2 separate regions of the Homo sapiens genome follow, and region 1 is linked to region 2. The links are chromatin contacts, found by Hi-C or POLR2A ChIA-PET in ENCODE. All regions are on one chromosome and are shown on one strand. Each heading gives the region's core, a stretch centred on a gene start or an enhancer-like site at or near the end of the contact. The rest is flanking DNA. Distances are from core to core; before and after follow the strand shown.

Evidence for each region. Hi-C counts contacts between places; a loop is a spot of excess contacts on that map. ChIA-PET counts read pairs that join two places held with the same protein, here RNA polymerase II (POLR2A). Pooled maps may share reads with other maps.
Region 1: a loop to region 2 is called in a pooled map, with 10 times the contacts of the local background. The contact joins the promoter of ZNF304 here to the promoter of ZNF132-DT in region 2. A Hi-C loop is called at or near these places in 2 of 37 single-sample maps with no recorded cell type and 11 of 50 pooled maps. POLR2A ChIA-PET finds 5 or more read pairs at or near these places in 1 of 52 experiments (B cell).

The regions. Positions count from the first base shown.
Region 1 is chr19:57,346,734-57,353,170 of GRCh38, reverse strand. It overlaps ZNF304 (zinc finger protein 304), which reads right to left and starts at 1,900. Exons shown (of 3, transcript NM_020657.4): 1 at 1,474-1,900. The coding sequence starts at 1,506. RefSeq lists enhancers at 1,598-1,667, 1,006-1,864, 1,818-1,907, 1,865-2,724.
Region 2 is chr19:58,438,299-58,445,715 of GRCh38, reverse strand. It overlaps ZNF132-DT (ZNF132 divergent transcript), which reads right to left and starts at 5,268. Exons shown (of 1, transcript NR_186311.1): 1 at 1,215-5,268. It overlaps ZNF132 (zinc finger protein 132), which reads left to right and starts at 5,563. Exons shown (of 3, transcript NM_003433.4): 1 at 5,563-5,957. The coding sequence starts at 5,895. It also overlaps a transcript of ZNF324B not described here and the pseudogene LOC100419848. RefSeq lists enhancers at 4,366-4,875, 5,025-5,154, 5,387-5,897.

The DNA of each region.
Region 1 (6,437 bases), core at 651-3,150, 1.1 Mb after region 2:
CCAGGTGCCTAAGCAACAGACCCAGTTTTCTCTCAGTGTCCAGTTTCAACTTTCTTACTGAATAACAGCATTACCACCATGATTTGAAGATACCCCATCCCACTCCACACACTGGCCACCATTTTTTTCAACTTCTTCAACAGAACCCTTCCCCAGAACTAAAAACCTGTGTGTTTTCCTGAGGCCTCAACTAAGATGACAACTGAGACCTCTTAACCTAAACATGACCAAAGCCTAACTCCTGATATAACCACTAAAAATCATACCTGCTGCCAACTTCTCTATCTCAGTTGATGGCATTTTCATAATTTTACCAGCTACAGCAAAAACAAACCAACCTTAGGGTCATCCACGACTCTCCTCTCTTTCACCTTTCGCATCAAAAAATCCAATCACCCTACTTTAAAAAACAGAAAATTTACCAACTTCTCTCACCTCCACAGCCACACCTCTAGACCAGACACCATCAACACTACTGCAGTAGCTGCTCCCTCATGCTCACAGTCTGTTCTCAACCTGAAAGCCAGAGAGAGCATGTTAAAATCTGAGTCAGATCATCTCCCTCCTCTGCTCCAAATCTCCCACGACTTTTACCACACTCAAGACACCTCGGCCAGCCATTCCTGCCTAACTCCTTCCTCTGATACCTGTTTCCAACAAAGGTAATTAAGACCTGAGATTCCCTGAGCGCTCCAAACTCAATCCTACAAGCATTTGAGCGTACCTGTTCCTAGGTCTGATATACTTTTGCAGTACTCATCCCATTGGTCGCCAGGTGGGGACTTCTCCACATAACTCCATACAACTCATGGCCTGGATTCAGGACACTAAACTAGAAATGACCTCCATTCACTGCCCCCTGTCTCAAGTGAAGACAGTCATGTGAAGAATCCCAGGATATCATCACTATGTCTCATCAGAGAATCTGGTCAGCCTTCCTTATAAAATACATACAAAACCCAAAACCCATACATTCTCTAACCTCTGCTGCCACCACTCTGGCCCAGACCATCAACGCTCACCTGGACTATTTCAGTAGACTTCATCTTGATCTCCCCGTCTACCCTATAATCCCTAGTCTACCCACTCTGCAGCCAGAGGGAGCCTTTTAAGAACTGCGTCAGAGGACCTCCCTTCTCTGTACCAAACCTTGCATGACTCCCAGCACCCTCAGAAGAGAGGACCAGCTCCTCGGGCGGCCATTCCAGGCCTACCTCTGACCCCCTAGTCCCTGTTCTCACCAGGCACAGAGAGTTCCCGGAACTCCCCAAACTCATTCTCCTCTCCATGCATGCATTTGTACGAACTGCCCCTGCGCCTTCGAGTCCGTTCCACACCTTATGCCACTGATGAGGGGAGCGGAACCCCTCCACATAATGCGACGGAGTGAGCACCCTGAAGTGCGCGATGAGAGCGAACATCCCAGGACACACCAACCAGGCCGGGGTGCGCTTGAGGGATGCCCCCACTCACCTGAACCCGGTCCATCAGCACCGCCGCTGCCATGAGAAGCGGATGAACAGTCTGTGCCCTGTGGGCTCAGCCGAAACCCCACGCCTCCACCGCGCTGGACGCCCTCGGGCTGAGTGTAGCACTCCAAGTCTCAATCTACCCGGTGTAAAAACGCTCACAAGACTAAGGCGGCTGCTTCTGGGGGAGACAAGGACAAGAGGACGTGTGTGGAGGCCTCGGTAAGAGCCCAGCCCCGGCAGACACCTCCGCGAGAGGCCGCCCGTCCCACGACAGGGGTCATGGATTGTAACAAAAGCGCGAAGGAAGGTCCTGCAGTCTTCACTGTCTTTCTTTGCTAGGTTCCACGAGAGCCGCGTAGAAAGCCGACCCGATCTCTAGAACTCAGCCTTCACAACCAGAATGCACGGACCGGGCATAGGAAAAATACGTCACGACGGCGACGCCAGAAGTCTCGCCCCTGCAGCCCAGAGCAGCAGGAAACGCCCAGTTTCTGGGCTGTCATTGGCTGCACGCCGGCTAACAATGAGCTGGGCACAGATTTCTGGGTAACGTAGTTTGTACCCTGCATCCAACCAGGCAACGAGCGCCTTTCGGGTTCTCCCGGATGTCTGCCAAGAGGCGTCGTGCAGGGAGGGGGAGAAAAGACTGGGAAAACGATATCTCGGAGGCCACAGCTGCTTTTAAAGGGTATGCACCCTGATTTCCATGGCCACCTGGGACAATGCCACGCCACTGAAGTCGCCAGCAAGGGACCCATTCTTCAATCCTGCTTCTGAGGCCCTGGGAAACCTGCTTCACCTCTCTCAGATTTGGGGATTGAAACGTATTAATAAATTGAACGTTGTCTGTATTTCGTTTGTGGGCCTTTTTGTAAAACATTGAATGTCCTTCTAATTTTTCTAACATATAAAGAAAAGAGATGTAATTAGCTACCTTTCTGCTGGCTGTACAGGAAGCATGGTGCCCGTATCTGCTTCTGGTGAGGCCACAGGGAACTTTTATTCATGGCGAAAAGTGAAGGAGGAACTTACATGTAACATGACGAAAACATGAGCCTCTTCTAATTCATTGCTTCCCAATTTGATATGTAGTTTTACAGCATCAGCTTCACTATGAACTTAAAAAACCTGTGAATTCTTGGACCCAACCTATACCTTCTGATAAACTCTGGGGATGGGACCCTAGCTGAAGTTCAAGAACTGGAGGTCTTTTAAAGTCATTAGCCAAAAACAAAACAAAACAAAAACAAACAAAAAAAAATCAGTAAGATGAAAAACACTACAACCAACCTCATTAGGAATATGGGAAGTGAGGTAAAAAGTACTTAACACCAGGCCTGGCACATCGTGCTAAATACATACAAGCTGTTATCAGTCTTCCTCAACACAAGGTTCTCACATACACTGCTTTAGGAAGATAAATCAAAGATCCACCTTTTCAGGATCAGTGTGATTTTGAAAAAAAAAGAAAAAAGTACAATTATTCCCTCACTCATCAAATAGCATCATAGATAATAGTTATAATTTTTTTTTGAGACAGAGTTTCACTCTTGTTGCCCAGGCTTAAGTGCAATGGCACGATCTCAGCTCACTGCAACCTCTCCCTCCCAGGTTCAAGCGATTCTCCTGCCTCGGCCTCCCGAGTAGCTGGGATTACAAGCATCCGCCACCATGCCCGGCTAATTTTGTATTTTTAGTAGAGATGGGGTTTCTCCGTGTTGGTCAGGCTGGTCTCGAACTCCTGACCTCAGGTGATCCAACTGCCTCAGTCTTCCAAAGTGCTGGGATTACAGGTGGGAGCCCCTAATGGTTATAATTTTTGCACAAAAGCACACCAATATATCAATAGACTCATTTAATTGAAAAAAATCACATGCAAGAGGGTTTCATAAACTACAGGTAGGTCTATCGTCCAGAAGACACATTCTTATAGGCTGTATGATTCAAAACACAGAACTATCAAGACTAATTGCTCTTCATAATTTTTAACTCCACTGTCCACTTAAGAGTCACTGTAGTTAAAATTTTATAACCTGGTTTATTTTATGAGATGACATAGAAATAATTCATATCTTTGAGAAAAAATATATATACACACATACACACAGCATTTATATATATATACACATGTAGTTTATATACACACATACATAATTATATATATGTATAATATAAATTATCTGTCTCCACTCAAAGCCAATATAAATTTAGGTGTCAGGAACACATGGAATAACATACGGAGTCAGTTACAGATATAACTGCCAGCAGATTTCTATGCACGACAAATGCACTGGCTAAGAAAAACTGAAATAAGACTATTTGAAGCCCAAAATGAGAAATTTAATGGATAAAAATAACTGGCATAAAATAACACTTTTAAGATCCTTCTTAAGGTTGAAGGAAAGTGATCCCAGGTGATGGTCTGTGATGATAGAAGAAATGAGGATCTGAGAGAGGAGTGCATCTATGGATTAATGAGACCACTCATTATCTGTATAAAATATTAATACTGTTGGGCGCGGTGGCTCACGCCTGTAATCTCAGCACTTTGGGAGGCCAAGGCAGGCGGATCACGAGCTCAGGAGTTCGAGACCAGCCTGTCCAACATGGTGAAACCCTGTTTCTACTAAAAATACAAAAATTAGCCAGGCGTGGTGGTGGGCGCCTGTAATCCCAGCTACTCAGAAGGCTGAGGCAGGAGAATCACTTGAACCCGGGAAGCGGAGGTTGCAGTGAGCCAAGACTGTGCCACTGCACTCCAGCCTAGGCAACAGAGTGAGACTGCATCTCAAAATAAATAAATAAATAAAAATTAAAATAAAAAATAAAATAAAATATTAATACTTCTGGAAACAGAATGGTGGAATTACCATGCATATCCTCAATAGTATATAAACTCATATGGGCAAATTAACTAACATATAAGTTTCTTATATTTCTTGAGGAGAGCAAATACATTAACTCTATAATGTATTAAATAACTGTTTTAAAGCTTAAACATTAACTGAATCAGAGTATATATCTTACAAATTTAAAGAAAATGTAAATGTAAAGAAAACATTACAAAAAATAAAGTACACACAATAAGTAAGGCAAAGAAAAGCACACACACAACCAGAGGATGTATATAAACCCAAATATATCAGCTATCTCATGAAATGAGTATGGAATAAATTCTTAAATTAGCACTTAGTAAGTTTTGATGTGTTAAAAATTTCCAAAAGGCCAGGCACAGAGGCTCATGCCTATAATTCCTGCAATGTGGGAGGCTGAAGCAAGAGAACTGCTTGAGGTCAGGAATTCTATTAATAGATCAGCCTGAGCCACGTAACAAGGCCCCATCTCTACCAAAAAAAAAAAAAAAAAAAAAAAAAAAGTAATAGCAGGGTGTGGTGGCACAAGCCTGTAATCCCAGCTACTCAGGAGGCTGAGCCAGGATGATGACTTGAGCCAAGGCTGCACAGAGTTCTGATGGTGTCACAGCACTCCGGCCTGGGAGAGACAGTAAGACCGTCTCTCATAAAGAACAAAAACAAAAAACAGTAGTATGGGTACAAGAAACACTTGTAGAGTATAATATTAGAAAACTATATGAAACAGCTTTGGGAAAAATATATTTAATACAACAAAGAATTAACACATGAAAATGAAAATTTATATCAGAAAATATCAGTATTAAAGAAACGATCACTGGCCAAGTGCAGTGGCTCATGCCTGTAATCCCAGCACTTTGGCAGGTCAAGGCAGGTGAATCAGGAGTTCAAGACCAGCCTGGCCAACATGGTGAAACCCCGTCTCTACTAAAAATACAAAATTAGCTGGGCGTGGTGGCGGGCACCTGTAGTCCCAGCTACTCAGGAGGCTGAGGTGAGAGAATCGCTTGAACCCGGCAGGCGGAGGTTGCAGTGAGCCGAGAGATCACGCCATAGCACTCCAGCCTGGGCGACAAGAGCTAAACTCCATCTCAAAAACAAAAAAAAAAAGAAAGAAAGAAAGAAAGAAAACAAAAAAAGAAAGAAATGATCACCAAGAAATTATATTTTGAACTCTATGTAATGTATAATGCTGACTTGTATTACATAAAGCAACAATTTGTAAAAGGATAAAGACATAAATCTATGAATATGCTGAGCATTTTTATGTCCATTATCTCAGCAATTAGTAGAAACAATATAAAATTGTTAAAGTTCTAGTGAATTCTCATGCCAAGATTGATAATTCTGGTCTAATAAATACAAATATGGGGTGCTTATATTTAGTACAACTGAATATTTACAGAACTATCAATATAGATGACTGAAAACTATCTTCAATTCACATAGAGTGAAATAAGACACATGATGCTATCAAGATATGAATCAATAAAAGAGATACATGGAAAATATGAAAAGAAGTAAATATACTCTGTGGGAGGCTAAGCCTCAGCAGGATCTTTGGCATTTATCAAAACATAAAATACAATAACACCCTAACTCAGCAGCTAGCCTCATAGGTATGATTAAAGATTTTACATGAAAGCACACATTTGGGTTATTTCTTCAACAGTTCAGAAAAAGTGTGCCTAAAACCATAGGTAGGCATGCTGCTCAAGAGACTCGTTATTACAGGCCACAAGATTCAAATTTTTGGACTGTAGTCCCAGTTATTCGGGAGGCTGAGACAGGAGAATGGCTTGAGTCTAGGAGTTCAAAGCTGCTATGTGCTATGATCCCGCCACTGTACTCTAGCCCGAGCAACAGAGCGAGACCCTGTCTCTAAAACTAAAATTTTAAAAAGAAGATTCTAATTTTGGAAATAGCAGGACTAATTGCTCTCAGACCTAAGTGGAGAGTAGAATTCATCCCGTTTCAAGTTTGTGACTTTAGAGGACACTTCCTTATTCATCTTTCATTCACAGTAACCGAAACCTGCCTCTCTACCTCTCGTTCTCCCTTCTGGCACTCAAGGCAGGTAGATCCAATCACA
Region 2 (7,417 bases), core at 4,019-6,518:
AGCCTCTGGTGTAGCTGGGATTACAGATGGGCGTTACCATGCCCAGCTGATTTTTGTATTTTTTGTAAAGAGGGGGTTTGCCATGTTAGCCAGGTTGGTCTCAAACTCCTGACCTCAGGTGATCCCCCTGCCTTAGCCTCCCAAAGTGCTGGGATTACAGGCATGAGCCACCACACCTGGCCAGTGTGAATTCTTTTATACTAAATAAGGGAGGTGAAGACTTTCCTACATTTACTATAATCAAAAGGCTTTTCTCCAGGGTGAAGTTTCTGGTGCCAAGCAAGGCAGGAGCTGTGGCCGATGCTCTCCCATGCTGGCTGCACTCATAGAGGGTTTTTCCAGTGTGAATCACTTTGTGCACATCAAGGCAGGAGCTGCAATTTTTTGCTCTCCTACATGCTACACTCACAATGCTGTAAATTGCTGGTGCTAAATAGGATTAAAATTGAGAATAGGCTTTCCAACATTAGCTGCATGCACTGGGCCTCTCTGATGAGAATTCTGCAGGATGAGGTTTCATATTTCACTGAAAGCTTTCATGTAGTTATTGCATTTGTACAACCATTTTCCGGTGTTAATTTGTTTTTGCTAATGAAAGCAGAACTCTGAATATAACATGTATGAACCTCAAGTCAGGTACCAGGGAAGCCACCAGGACAGCTGGCAGTGCCCCACATTCCCTGAACTTAGGAGTCCTTCATTAGGGTATGACCATTTTGATACAGAGGAGAGTTTTGCAAAATTTTGCTCATGGCTGGACCACACTCCTTGCGCTTATGGGGACTTTCTCTGGGGTGAACATATTGGTGCTCAAAGGAGGTAGAGTTCTGGCTGGAGGATTCCCCATGTTACTATACTTGTAAGGGCCTTTGAAGATGTGCATGTACTCCTGCTTTCTCAGGATGAAGACAAAAGTGAAGGCCTTCCCATGCTCATAATACACTTGCAATTTTTTCCACTGTGAAGTTTTTTGGTAGGAGAAAAGGCTTGCTTCCCCTCAAACACCTTTCCATATGCTGTGTATTTATCAGCTATCTCTTCAGTGTCAGTTCTCTGTAGGTTCTGCAAAATGTGGAGCTGCAGGGCCCTAGTGTCTGGTGACAGGTCAGTACCATGCAGTGAGCGAAGTCCAGGTCTTGAACCATTGACACCTATGCCCATACTCCTCAAATGGAACAAGCCAGTCTCACGGAAGAAGAGGTTTTCAAAAACTATTTAGGTATCTATGTATTTATTTATTTATTTTAGAGATAGGATCTCGTTATGTTGCCCAAGCTGGACTCAAACTCCTGGTCTCAAGCGCTCCTCCTGCCTCAGCATCCCAAGTAGTTGGGACTGTAGTTATGAGCCACCATGTGCAGATAACAACTATTTAAAGATACATTATCCGTTCAAGACACATTAAAGGGAGGCCAATGGTAGAAGACCTGGCCACTGGAGGGGAGGACGGGAGAAGGGGAAAGAGTGAATCTTGGAAGACAGAGAGGAAGCCATCCAGGGAACAGGAGTCAGGGCAAAGTAGGATAGAGTGTCAGAAGAAGGTCAGGAAAATTTTTTTTAAAAGGCACAGCTATACATCCTGGTGCCAGGACAACAGAGGGCACAACTCAGGTACCAGGTGAGCCACCAGGGCACTGCCAACAGCTCTGCCACAGCTGTCTTCCACTCAACAGAACTGGTGCACCATGGGGCCTCTCTGTCCATGGCCTAATTCAAGCCACCCTGTCCACCAGCCAGGTCTCTTCATTTGTTCTAGTTAGGTGATCACATGGCGGGGGTGGTGGCAGTGATCCTATACAGCTCTCATCAAGTGGTTTGTGAGAAGGCAGCCCACGTCAAGGTGATCCACCCCATGACAAATCACCGTAGGTGAAGATCACCTATGCAGGTATATAGCTGGAAAGAACTGAACTTCACAAAGTCAATGCTCAGTGACCCCACAATCAATGACCATGTCAGTGCCCACTGGGACTCACAAGGGACAGCTGGCAGAAAACTCCTACTAGAGTGAGGGAATGTGGCAGAAAGGACAGAAAAGTCACAGATCCTGACAGGGTAACCTAGCCAGGAAACGACCCAGCTGCATGTGATATGCTACACAGGTTTTGAGACTTCCGATTCCAGGTGGGCATTGAGGGGTGAGATTTCCGGCACCGCCATGATGGTCCTCATTTTGTGGCTTGTGGGTTGGGCTACAGGAGGCCTCTAGAGCTGGACAAGGGCGTGGGAGTGGGTGCAGGGACCATCACTGTGGCTTCACAAGGTTGTCAAGATCCCAGGGAAGGTGTGGGGGTTGTTTATGCAGCAGCCAGGGATAAGTAGCAGTGAAAAGTGAAGCCGGCTGGGCTTCTGGGTCCAGTGGGGACTTGGGGAACTTTTCTGTCCGGCTAAAGGACTGCCAACACACCAATCAGCGCTCTGTGTCTAGCTAAAGGTTTGTAAACGCACCAATCAGCACTCTGTAAAAATGCACCAATCAGCGCTCTGTGTCTCCCTAAAGGTTAGTAAACGCACCAATCAGCGCTCTGTGTCTAGCTAATTGGCTGGGGACTTGGAAAACTTTTCTGTCTAGCTAAAGGATTGTAAATGCACCAATCAGCACTCTGTGTCTAGCTATAGGTTTGTAAACTCACCAATCAGCACTCTGTAAAAATGGACCAATCAGTGCTCTGTAAAATGGACCAATCAGTGCTCTGTAAAATGGACCAATCAGTGCTCTGTATAATGGACCAATCAGCAGGATGTGGGCAGGGCCAAATAGAATAAAAGCTGGCCACCCAAGCCAGCAGCGGCAACCCGCGGGTCCTCTTCCATGCTGTAGAAGCTTTATTCTTTTGCTCTTCGCAATAAATCTTGCTGCTGCTCACTCTTTGGGTCCACACTACCTTTATGAGCTATAACACTCACCACAAAGGTCTGCAGCTTCACTCCTGAAGCCAGCGAGACCACAAACCCACTGGGAGGAACAAACAACATTGGACACGCCACCTTTACGAGCTGTAACACTCATTGCAAAGGTCTGCAGCTTCACTCCTGAGGTCAGCGAGACCACGAACCCACCAGGAGGAATGAACAACTCTGGATGTGCCACCTTTAAGAGCTGTAACACTCACTGCGAAGGTCTGCAGCTTCACTCCTGAAGTCAGCAAGACCACGAACCCACCAGAAGGAAAAAACTCCAGACACATCTGAACATCTGAAGGAACAAACTCCGGACACACCATCTTTAAGAACTGTAACAGGGCCGGGCGCGGTGGCTCACGCCTGTAATCCCAGCACTTTGGGAGGCCGAGGCGGGTGGATCATGAGGTCAGGAGATCGAGACCATCCTGGCTAACAAGGTGAAACCCCGTCTCTACTAAAAATACAAAAAAAAAAAATTAGCCGGGTGCGGTGGCGGGCGCCTGTAGTCCCAGCTGCTCGGGAGGCTGAGGCAGGAGAATGGCGTGAACCCGGGAAGCGGAGCTTGCAGTGAGCCGAGATTGCGCCACTGCAGTCCGCAGTCCGGCCTGGGCGACAGAGCGAGACTCCGTCTCAAAAAAAAAAAAAAAAAAGAACTGTAACACTCAACACGAGGGTCCGCGGCTTTATTCTTGAAGTCAGCGAGACCAAGAACCCAGAGGAAGGAAACAATTCCGGACACAGCAGGACACTGGCCAGTGCCAGGGCCAGCAGCACCTCCCAGAGGGAACAATGGAAAGGCGGAGGAAAACCTAGATTTCATGTGTAGGGGAAAGAGGAGACACAGTAGCCTTACCTAGTGGGCACTGGAGTACAAAGCTCTGTAGTATCATGTCACTGTAGAAGCCCCCTTGGACCTCACTAAGGAGCCCCACATTCTTGGAAGATGTACTGACCCTGTCCTCAAAGGTCATTAAGCCCTGCAACACCAAGCCAATGGGCAGACAGATGTGATCTAAGCACTGAGCGTGAGCCCTAGCCACTGGTCCTCCAACCTAAAACCCTCCTTCCCAAATCCTATCCTCAGGCCGTTCACTGGGCCAGGCCACCAACATAATGCAGTCTGGACGTCCTGAAGCCACACCAGAATTCTATATATCCAGAGGCCCATTTGACACCTCCACTCACAGGTCTCCAGACAATTCAGACTCTATACCTACAAAATCCATCGCTAATCTTCCATGAAACATCCTCCTCCTGCCAACTGCCAACCTCTATTCTCCACAGGAGGCATCCTAATTCTTCCTAACTACTTGGGATGGTCCTTCACCCCTACTCATGCTTATTCCACTTATCTAAGGTAGCAAAAAATTCCATTAGCTCTATCTTGAAGATCCACTGGGAATCTGATCACTTCTCCCATCCTTCTTGCTTCCGTTCTGGACAGGCCACTATCATAACTGTCTGGAACAATACTGCAATAACCTCCCCCACAGTCTCCCTGCTTCCAGCCCCACTACAACCACCTTCTCCAGTAGTGTGTTCATTCAGCAACCACTGAAATACTTTCCAAATTCTAACTCAGGTCATGTCCATCCCTTTTCTGTTCAACACCTTTCATGGCTCCCAGGCGCCCTCGGTGTGCCAGGAGAGGCAGGACTCCTCTTACGCTCTCCACTCGCTGCCAAGGGGGCATGAGAGCCTGCCTGAACGCTCAGGTCAGGGTCAAGTCCAAGTCTTCGCATATGCAGATCCCTCCTCCTGTACCCTCCACGTCTCAACAAACTGGATTCTGAAATGGTGACCCCCAACCTGTGAACGCTCCACACTGTTCAGTGGGGCCCGCAGAGGACCTGGGGCAGATACTTCTCAATCGGAGACTTAGGACAATGGTGCTGAGTCCAGCGGAGTGGGTGCCAGGAGACCTTTGGCGCACGTTCCATGCCTACAGCCGGGCGCACACTGGGTCAAGACCTCCCAATGCGTAGCTTTTCTTGGCCTCGGCCTCGCGCTCCCTAAAGCCAACATAACGCCAAGGGCGACGACTCCCGAGAGCCGCGGACACCTCCGCGCGGTGCAACCTGAGGGTCCCACTGGGCCGGCTTTATCTAAGGCACAGGGTGGGGAAGGGGGGTGCGGTGTTGTGGGGGGCGAACACTGGGCTCAGGGGCGATATTCGCCGCGGTGGGGGCGCTTGTATGTCAAGAAGGCGGAACTTCCCCGACTCTCGTGCCTTCCTCGCTCCTGTTTCCATGGGCCCAGGGAGCCTCCAAGATTCCGTCCCTCGCCTGACAACGCGGTCCCTTCAGAAGCAGACAAAATCGAGAAATGCCAAAGTGATGGTCCGAGGACGACGACGGAAGTCCCGCTGCCAGGCTGTGATTGGCCAGCGTCTTACACTCCGCCCGGAAGTGCCTGTCTCCTCGGCTGCCAATGGCCAGCCCTGAGGCACCGCGAGGGTCCTTCTGGATAATGTAGTTTGCGTTGCCTGAGCAGCGACGCAATAAACGCCATTCCTCAATCACCTTGGCAACGACCTAGCAGTAGCGTGACGGGCATAGGGAAATAGCGTCATAGACGGCGGGGATCCTTGAGCCAATGAAAGCTCGGACCAGTGGCAAGTCCGAGCTGTCATTGAGAGGCGGGACTTCCGGCGCCGCCATTGCGGTCCTCATTTTGCTGCTGGTGGGTTGGGCTACAGCAGGCCTCTGGAGCCACACCAGGGCACGGGAGTGGGTGCAGGGACCGTCACCGCGCCTTCACACGCACCATAGTGCCCGGCTAATTACTCTGCTTTTATGAGCCAAGGTGTTCCCGAAAGTGGAGCCAGCGCCACGCGTCTCCAGGGTCTCCATACCCAGCCTTCGTCCCTGCGGTGCCCAGAGGCCTTGCGCGCATTTTGCATTTGGGAAGACAGGTCCTGAGTGCGACCGTCACCCAGCGGAAGTGTGAGGGTTCGGCCCAGCGGCAGGGCTAGCCCTGGGCCTCCTGTTATGGCCCTGCCCAGCCCACAGGTTCTAATGGGGTTGCCAGCGTTGCTGATGGGCCCGGCGCAGGTAAGTGGAGTGTGCCCCAGGCCCTCACCCGCTGGGATTCCGGCCCTCAGGATCCTGAAGCCCAGATAGAGGGGATGTTGGTGTCCTGGGACTCTTGATCGTGTCCTGTCCTCACACGTGGGTCCTGGGCCCTGCCCTGGGAGTCACTTACCCTTACCATCCTGAATCCAGGCAAGGGGTTATATCGAGGGATTCCCATTTCTGGAATCCTGTGGAATGAGATCTGGAAGGCTGTCCCAGGGACAGTGACCAGCATGTGTACCTTGTTTAGTGGTGATGAAATGGAAGCATTCTGGGGACTGCCGGTCTCCATTTAGTCTGGTGGAAACAGGGAAGGGAAACCAATAGTTAGGCCTGGAATGGCAGCCTGAGGAGCTGGACCTCTATTCTGATGGTGGTGGGAGCCATGGAAGGTTTGGAGTAGAGGAAGTAGGTGCTCTGACTCCAGTCTTAACAGACGCCCTATGGATGCCTAGTGGGCAGCAGACTGGAGGGATGGTGATGGTGGAGCAGGAAGGCCAGTGAGGAGCTGACAGATGTGGTCCAGATGTGTGCTTTGGGTAGCTGGACAGAGGGGTGCCCGTGGAGGTAGGACAGATGGTTGGCTTCTGAATCTGCCCAAACTGGGCCATGGATTACCTGATGTGGGACAGTGAAAGAAAGTGAAATGTTAAGATTGACCTAAGGCTGAGTGCAGTGGCTCACACTTGTAATCCCAGCACTTTGGGAGGCCAAGGCGGCCAGATCACTTGAGGTCAGGAGTTCAAGACCAGCCTGGCCAACGTGGCGAAACCCCACCTCTACTAAAAATACAGAAAAATTAGCCAGGACATGGTAGTGTGCACCTGTAATCCCAGCAACTTGGGAAACTGAGGCAGAAGAACTGTTTGAATCTGGGAGATGGAGGTTGCATTGAGCTGAGATCGTGCCACTGCGCTCCAGCCTGAGTGACAGAGCGAGACTCTGTCTTAAAAAAAAAAAAAAATTGCCGGGCGTGGTGGCTCACGCCTGTAATCCCAGCACTTTGGGAGGCCGAGGCAGGTGGATCACTAGGTCAGGAGATTGAGACCATCCTGGCTAACACGGTGAAACCCCATCTCTACTAAAAATACAAAAAATTAGTCAGGCGTGGTGGTGGGTGCCTGTAGTCCCAGCTACTCGGGAGGCTGAGGCAGGAGAATGGCTTGAACCCGGGAGGCGGAGCTTGCAGTGAGCCAAGATCGCGCCACTGCACTCCAACCTGGGTGACAGAGCGAGACTCTGTCTCAAAAAAAAAAAAAAAAAAATTGACCTTAGATCTTTCAGATGTGGAAGTTGGTGTGAGGAGTAGATTTCAGGGGGAAGATAAAGAGTTGGATTTTGGCCATGTTGTATTTGAGATGTCCCAGACACTACCAAATTGAGGTGCCAAGTAGACCACTAAACATGTGATTATGAAATTATGTCGGGTTTAGGCTGGA